Linked DNA regions of Mus musculus: all the other regions are linked to region 2. Evidence: chromatin loops called from intact Hi-C (ENCODE). Cell type or tissue: gastrocnemius. All regions are shown on one strand.

The links. A loop is a pair of places that touch in the nucleus more often than their neighbours do. Peaks named below come from ENCODE experiments on the same cell type or tissue, not always from the same donor. Only the 100,000 strongest peaks of a DNase experiment are listed, where the experiment ranks them.
Region 1: a loop joins it to region 2, with 6 times the contacts of the local background. A loop is called at or near these places in 5 of 42 quality-filtered maps.
Region 3: it touches region 2 in a loop (5-fold over the local background); 24 of 42 quality-filtered maps call a loop at or near these places.

Annotation. Positions count from the first base shown.
Region 1 is chr1:121,214,591-121,217,090 of GRCm38, reverse strand. No RefSeq gene overlaps it. Among named protein-coding and RNA genes, the nearest start is that of Gm41940, 31 kb to the left of the region's middle. In gastrocnemius, a CTCF peak has its summit at 1,033 (motif pointing right); a DNase peak (open chromatin) is centred at 1,051.
Region 2 is chr1:120,585,299-120,587,798 of GRCm38, reverse strand. No RefSeq gene overlaps it. Among named protein-coding and RNA genes, the nearest start is that of Gm41939, 14 kb to the right of the region's middle. In gastrocnemius, no CTCF peak of the experiment used is centred here; a DNase peak (open chromatin) is centred at 1,139.
Region 3 is chr1:121,418,205-121,420,704 of GRCm38, reverse strand. No RefSeq gene overlaps it. Among named protein-coding and RNA genes, the nearest start is that of Ccdc93, 12 kb to the left of the region's middle. In gastrocnemius, a CTCF peak has its summit at 1,421 (motif pointing right); a DNase peak (open chromatin) is centred at 1,406.

The DNA.
Region 1 (2,500 bases), 630 kb before region 2:
GACAGAAGAAAGTGAGATATCCCAAGAGAGGTAAAATTCACACAATGCATTGCTGTAACTGTTCTATTTTGAGGATGACTATCATTAGTCTCTTGCTGTGCCTAAGTGAGAAATTACCATTATCAAAGGTATGTGCATATAGAAGGGGTTATTGTAGGTACCAAGCTCAGTACTATTTGTGGTTTCAGAAATCCACTGGGAGTCTTAAGAGTATGTTCCCATGGATACAGGGATACAGCAGCAGTTCAGTATAGTGATGGAGTAGATATAAAGTTAAACAGAAAGACAGGGTGAGCCCTTTGTCTACTACCAGGCCTAGAAGTATGGATAGAAAACCCAAAGTCTTAAGTGGAGACGAGATGTGTGTTGTTACATTATAGGGAGATGGAAGGTGGGCATTGGGATCTGGGAGTCCTGCTGAAAGAAGGAGAGAAGAATCTCTTTCCTGAAATGTGGTCCAGGGTTTGGCATGACCACCATGGTCTAGAAGCTTGTTAGAAATGAAGACTTATGGGGCCGGTGAGGCAGCTCAGCTGGTAAAGTGCTTGCTGTGCAAATAAGAGGAGAATCAGCTTTATGTCAGGATGAGCCCCCTGATAAGGATATCTAATCCCAAGTGATCAGCACTAAACATATGTGTGTGTGTGTGAGTGTGTGTACATGAGTGTTTGTATGCATGTGTGTATGTGTGTGTGTGTGTGTGTGTGTGTGTGTGTGAGAGAGAGAGAGAGAGAGAGAGAGAGAGAGAGAGAGAGAGAGAGAGAGAGAGAGAGAGAGGAGAGAAGTCTAGTTTGCAACTTTGAATGGGAGTAGGATGATGCAGGAGAAATTGGAAGGGGAATGCAAGGGATAAAATGATGTAAATAAATTTCTTACTCATGTATGAAATGCTCAAAAAACAAATTAAAATTTGAAAAGGAGGAAGGAGGAGGGGAAAAGGGAATAAAAGGAGAGGAAAAGGGTGAGGGAGAGGAAAGAGTTCCTCTTTCCTAAATTCTTACCTGGGCAGACCTGTCCCTGTAGGCACACGAGTTGGCCAGCAGATGGCACCTCTGTGTGAATGGAAAAAGAAGACTTGGTGGCTCTAGAAAGACTACATTTTAGATTCCCCAAGAGCCTTCAGGGATGCGCCTATTTGCACCAGGCAAACCCACCAGGCTGTACAGAAGAATGGGTTGGTCTGCTTTTGATTTTTGCTAGAAGACCCTTTACTTTTGATCCTGACAAATGACAACTCACCCTCCAGGCTCAGGTATGTGTCTCGACCACAGGGATACTGTTTCTCTTTCCCAGCCCTACTGGGCAGTCTGTTCTCTGAACTTCTGTGTCACTACTGGGCTGAGCACTGCTCATCCAAGGAGTGATTTCACACCAGCACCAGCCTCGCAGTGCTTGTGAAGGCAGGCAGTGGTTGCGGAAAGCAGTGGGTGAAATGGACAGCCAGGCTCAGTGACTTTTCCTAGTACAGTGGTATCCAGGGAGGTGATGGCATTTGACTGTTGTGTAAACAAGAAATACACGGTCACACAGTGTTACTGGCTTACCAAAGGCCTTCTGCTGGGTCTCTGAGAAATTGTTCTTGGTAGGCATCCCAAGACTCTGGCTGAAGCCTCTCCCAGCAAAGAAGCAAAAATTCCAGCACAGTTAATACCTACTTAAGGTTGTTGTCCTTTCTGAGCTCCAAGCCTGCAATTTCATAGGTATCTCACCAGAACCCCCTTTACACTAAAAGGATGTGTCCTGACACTCTTGTGCAACTCCAGTGGCTCCGGGTTTTATCAGATTTCAACCCTGTCCAAGGTACCTCTGGAGCCACCCTATAATCTTAATTATCAAAATAGAGAATCAAGACATCCCTTAGATATCTGCTGAACAATGGGATTCCAGAGGGTTTGAAAATCTCATATGTAATCATATAAAGATTTCTATATGTAGTCACAATGGGATAACGAAGTTCAGCTCTCTTTTAAGAAGCCCCTACCCACATTTGGGTATGTCTCATTCTTTCCTAGCATGTTTCTTCCTTAACTCCTGTGCTTAAACTCTGTGTTAAAATGCCTGGATTAACTGTGACTCTTCTTGGAGACATTTGAACCCATGCTCTCTAATGGGGGCCTTATTCCTTCCCTGGGTGCCTTTCTTTCCATTTTTAATAAACATTAGCATTACTCTAGACTGGCTTCATCCTGAAATTATTTTATGCATGGAAGCTACTATCCCGTTTTACCCAGGTGGAGGTACCTGAAAGATTGAGGGGCTTCATCAGGCTGCCAGGGGTGACAGCATGGGATCGTGCCTTCATGTCTGCCACCTTACTTCGTCTTCATCTATGCTGACCCTCCACATCCCACCTTCACAGGCACTACACTAAGTCAGGACTAGTCCAAACATGATTGAACTGTGATCGCATGTGCAGGGCCTAAGTCTAGAGACTGTCAGAGCATCTGTTCAGAGTGCAGACTTAGTTTTGCTAAGTCACATTCACTGGGTGGCTGTGGCC
Region 2 (2,500 bases):
TTTCAGTGTGCCACCCACCCCCACCGCCGGGTTCTCCAGCTCTCAGTATAATACCAGCCGTTAAAAATGATTTCTTCTTGAATGTAGGCATTTCCACACTGTAAGCTCCTTGGCATTGGGGTGGGGCCTGGAAGCCAAAAGCATTCCGTCAGGTAATAGCGCGTTATTACGACTTCCTGGCGGAGGCGCGGGGGGGGGGGGGGGGGGGGGAAGGGCTTTAGAGGAAACTGAGTTAGCAGTCCATGCAAATCAACAAGCTGCAGACCGGGGAGACAGAGAAGATGGTAACATGTTTGCCTTGCAGGCACAAGGACCCAAGTTCCATCCTCTAGAACCCATGCAGTAAAAATGCCAGTCATGGTGGTGTGTGCTTATGATCCTCTCATGGGGCAGAGACGGCCTGATATCTGAGACTCGATGGCCAGCCCGCCTGGCAAGTTCCAGGCCAATGATAGACTGAAGAAAAACAGTGGACAGTGACTAAGAACAATAGTTGAAGCTGTCTTCTGGCCTGCACACACACACACACACACACACACACACACACACAAACACACACATACACGCACATAGAATACTTCAATGTTTTGTATATGATCACACACTAACAGAATCATATTGCATATTCAGAGTTAAATACAAGGCATTATGCAAATTAGCTCCATGTTTATTTTTATTTTCCTGAATGTGGTTGCTAGAGCCTTTACATTACATATTGAACTACCAATCCTACTATTTTTGGACACAGGGTTTTATGTAGCCCAGTTGAGCTGCCCTCAAACTTATTATGTAATAGAGGTTGACTTTGAACTTCAGATCCTTTCACTCTCCCTCCAAAGTGCTAGGCTTAAAGGCACGCACCTCCACCTCTGCTTTTGTATCCTGCTGGTAGCAGAACACAGAACTTCATGCACATTAGAGCAGTCCCCTCTTTATAGGAGCCATAGTTCTCAGTCCCTAGGTCAACCTGGATGTTTCTGCAGCTATCTGAAAGATTTACCACTAGTTTCCTTCTCTTGATAGGAATGCACATGGGCAGCTTAGAATTACAGTCACATTTTCTCCCTAATAGGAGAGTTCAGAGGAAACTGGGAACCCTAGTGGACTGACTTCCAAATAATGGTTTCTGGCGCCATCGTGTGTCCACTTTGTGATACTGCACCAATCGTTAGGCACTTGCAGGTGGTCGGGTTCTTGCAATTGTCACTATAATACATTCACTCACCCCTCGGTTCCCTTCACTTCCTTTCATCACCGCCATATTTACAACATGGAACCTGGCACACAGAAGCTGTGTGTGTGTGTATGTTTGTGTGTTCTTGCGTCTAATTCCGAATTTATTTATTTCTGAAGATGTGACATTATTCACAAATACAATCTTCATTATCATTTACTGAGGTCAGTTCCTTACATGTATTTGTTTGTTTGTTGAGGCAGGGTATCTCTGCATGGCCCTGGCTGTTCCGGAATTCACTCTGTAGACCAGGTTGGCCTTGAACTCATAGAGATTCTCCTGCCTTAACCTCCCAAGTGCTGGGATTAAAGGTGTATGCCACATGACAAGTCTTTGCATATATTTTATAGTTTGTCCTCCACAACAATCCCACAAATTATGCACTACTGTGCTTATTTGATAATACAAAATATGTCAATTATATATCCAGCTACAACTACAAGTGAGTAAATTTAGGGACATAACAATGCCAGTGTGTGGCCTGAGAGGCACTCAGCTGTTATGAGCACATTTGTGACCAAGAACCAGAGTCTAGATAGTTCAGTCACATAGTATAGAACCAGAGACTACAGAGAGGGGAAGGAGAGGGAGAGAGGGGGAGGGGGAGGGGGATAGGGGAGGGAGAGGGAGAAGGAGAGGGAGAGGGAGAGGGAGAGGGAGAGGGAGAGGGAGAGGGAGAGGGAGAGGGAGATTCCTAAGAGAGAGATTTGGCCATCAGGTGTCCTCCTTCAGCAGACGGATACAGAGACTCCCAGCCAGATATTACACAGGGAGACTTTGGAACACACAGCTCTAAGTGGGATGTCTTCATCAAGTCTCTCCCTACAGAGCTCAGGGAACTCCTCAGAAAAGGAAGCAGAAGAAGTGGGGGAGCCAGGGGGATGGAGGACACCAGGAGGCCAAGTCCTTCTAAAAACATCTGAGTGAAACTCATGTGACCTTATAGGGACTGAAGCAGCAAGCACAGGGCTATACCAGTCTGTACCAGGTCCCCTGCATACATACTGCAGCTTTCAGTTTATGGGCCACCTGCACGTGTAAATGGGTGTGTCTCTGATTCTTGTGCCTTCTCCTGTGCATTTTTGTTTTTCTGTTGGCTTGTCATATCCAACTTCAATATGATGTTTTCCATTTTATCTGATATTTTATTCTGCTGTTTGGTATCTTCTAGAAGCCCGTTCTTTTCTAATGAGAGACAGATACGGATTAGATCTGGATGGGAGGGGAGGTGGGGAGGAATTTGGGGGAGTAAAGAGTGGGGGAAAA
Region 3 (2,500 bases), 830 kb before region 2:
TACCATAGCATGACCACGAAAACACCAACACACTCAAACACTAAATAAATGTAAAATTTCAAAAGAGACTGGAGAGTTAATGAAGGCTACACATAGTGGGGAAATCACTTCTAGCTGAGGGACAGTGGATGGACAGGCTGGGAAGAGCTTATGAACAGGAGACAAGAAGGGGCCACAAGGGCTGGGGAGCCAATGAAAGGGAGCTTGGATTCTATTGAGGAACTGAGAGAGTCATTAAAGCATTGTTTTGGCTCAGTGGCTAAAGGAAGGCATTTGCTTCCAAGCATGGCAGGCCTAACCTCCAGGACCCGCATGGTGGTAGGAGAGAATTTTCCTGCAAGTTGCCCTCTGACCTCCATAGGCATGCCAAGGCACACACACAAAATAAATAAAATGTAAAAGCTAAAAGATTGGAAAGATTAAGTCTCTTAGTCATGGTCTCTGTGACTGTGAAGAGATACCAGGACAGACAGATGTGGTACTGAAGAAGGAGCTGAGAGTTCTACATCTGGGTCGGTAGATAGCAGGAAGAGAGAGAGGCACTGGGCGGTCTTCACTTGGGCATTTGAATCTCCAGAGCCCACCCCCAAAGACATACTTCCTCCTACAAGGCCACACCACTTAATGCCATTCCTTAAGCATTCAAATCTGAGTCTATGGGGGCCATTCTTAGTCAAAAACTGCAGTCTCCTTTGTTAAACTTCAGAGAATAAAAGAGAAGAAAATCGAAAACACAGGGCCTGGGATGGTTAATCTTAATGGTCAACTTGTCAGGATTTAGACTCACCTCTGTGATACCCCTCTGAACACATCTGTAAAGGTGTTTCCCAAAAGGTTGAGCAGAGGAGGAAAGACTCACCTTGAGTGTCGGTGGCACATTCCCTGGACTGCAGTCCTGGACGGAATCAGACCAGCATTCATCCCGGGTCTCTGCTTCGTGATTGCAGACGCCACGTGACCACTTGCCCCACGTGACCTGCCGCCATGGCTTCCCCACCTGAAACTGAGAGCCAGAATAAACCATTCTCTGTCTAAGTTGCCGCTTCTTCTTCTTCTTCTTCTTCTTCTTCTTCTTCTTCTTCTTCTTCTTCTTCTTCTTCTTCTTCTTCTTCTTCTTCTTCTTCTTCTTCTTCTTCTTCTTCTCCCTTTCTTTCTTTTCTTTCTTTCTTTCTTTCTTTCTTTCTTTCTTTCTTTCTTTGTCAAAGAAACAGGAAAAGTGTAACTAATACAAAGCCTCAACACTTACAGATTTCCCTCAAACACAAGGTGCCTTCCTCCTGTGAATTCATCAGCTTTTTTTTTCAAGGAAGGACAAGAGTCTTCTCCTCGGATTTAGAGTATACACAGAAGGCTGGGGCAGGGAGGATGGAAAAGCAACGAAAGGTGGCCCCATTAGCATAATGTGCCTATCAGAGTGGCCACCAGGTGGCAGATGGATAAGTCAGTCCTCGGGGCCTGGGATGGTAATCTTCCATCAAAGAAATCCTTCGAAGTTGAAAAACAGATTTAACTTCTGAATATAATTTCATGTCAGTGGAATTTCTCCAATATTTAAGTGGAATTTTATAGCTATCCTAGCATTGATTTCCTATCTCAAATATTATCTAGGACAGATTGGTCTTTTCTTGAGATTGAAAGCCTTGCTGCAAAACCAACAATTAAAAAACAAAACAAAACAAAACAAAAACCAAATTGGTAATAAAACAAAACCAAAATCAAATAAGCAAAAAGCTAGGCAGTTGCGTGGACTGGTCCTTTAAAATAAGATTTACTGTCGTTTGAATCTAGAATGTTCCCACACCGGCCCACACATTAAAGGTCTGATCCCCACTGTGATGCTGTCACAGAGTGGTGTGAACTGTTAGGAAGTGGTGCCTAGTTCCACATGTGGTGGCCCAAGCCTTTGACCCCAGCACTGAGGAGGCACAGGCAGGTGGATCTCTATGAGCTCAAGGCCATTCTGGTCTCCATAAAGAGTTCCAAGCCAGGCAAGGCTACATGGTAAGACCTTCTCGTAAAAACAAAACAACAACAACCAAAGTGCACTGTAGATGGAAGGTTTTAGGTCACTGGAGGCGATCCCATAAAGGATCATGGGACACTGGTCTCTACATCTTTTGTGTTTTGACTATGAGATAAGTGGCATTCTCCGTTATGATCTTGCCGTGGTGTGCTGCTCCTAGACCCAGAAGCAGTGGAGCTAGCCTACTGCATGCCCTGGAACCCTTCAAGCTATCAAGCTCTCAGGTTATGGATGCAGATAGTTGCAAGAATGCTGGTCTAGCAAATAAGGAACCCTGTATGCCATTTCCAGCACTGAATGAAACTAGGTGTCCTGGTGCATGCAGGGACCAGAGGAAGGAGGAGCAGAAGCTCAAGGTCGTCCTTAGCTACAACAAAGAGAAGGGGAGGGCAGGGTAAGGAAATTGATACAGGTGAGCAGAGGAGGTAGTTTATCTTCGGATCCCTGTGCTCGCTAGACTGATACAAGTTGATGCCT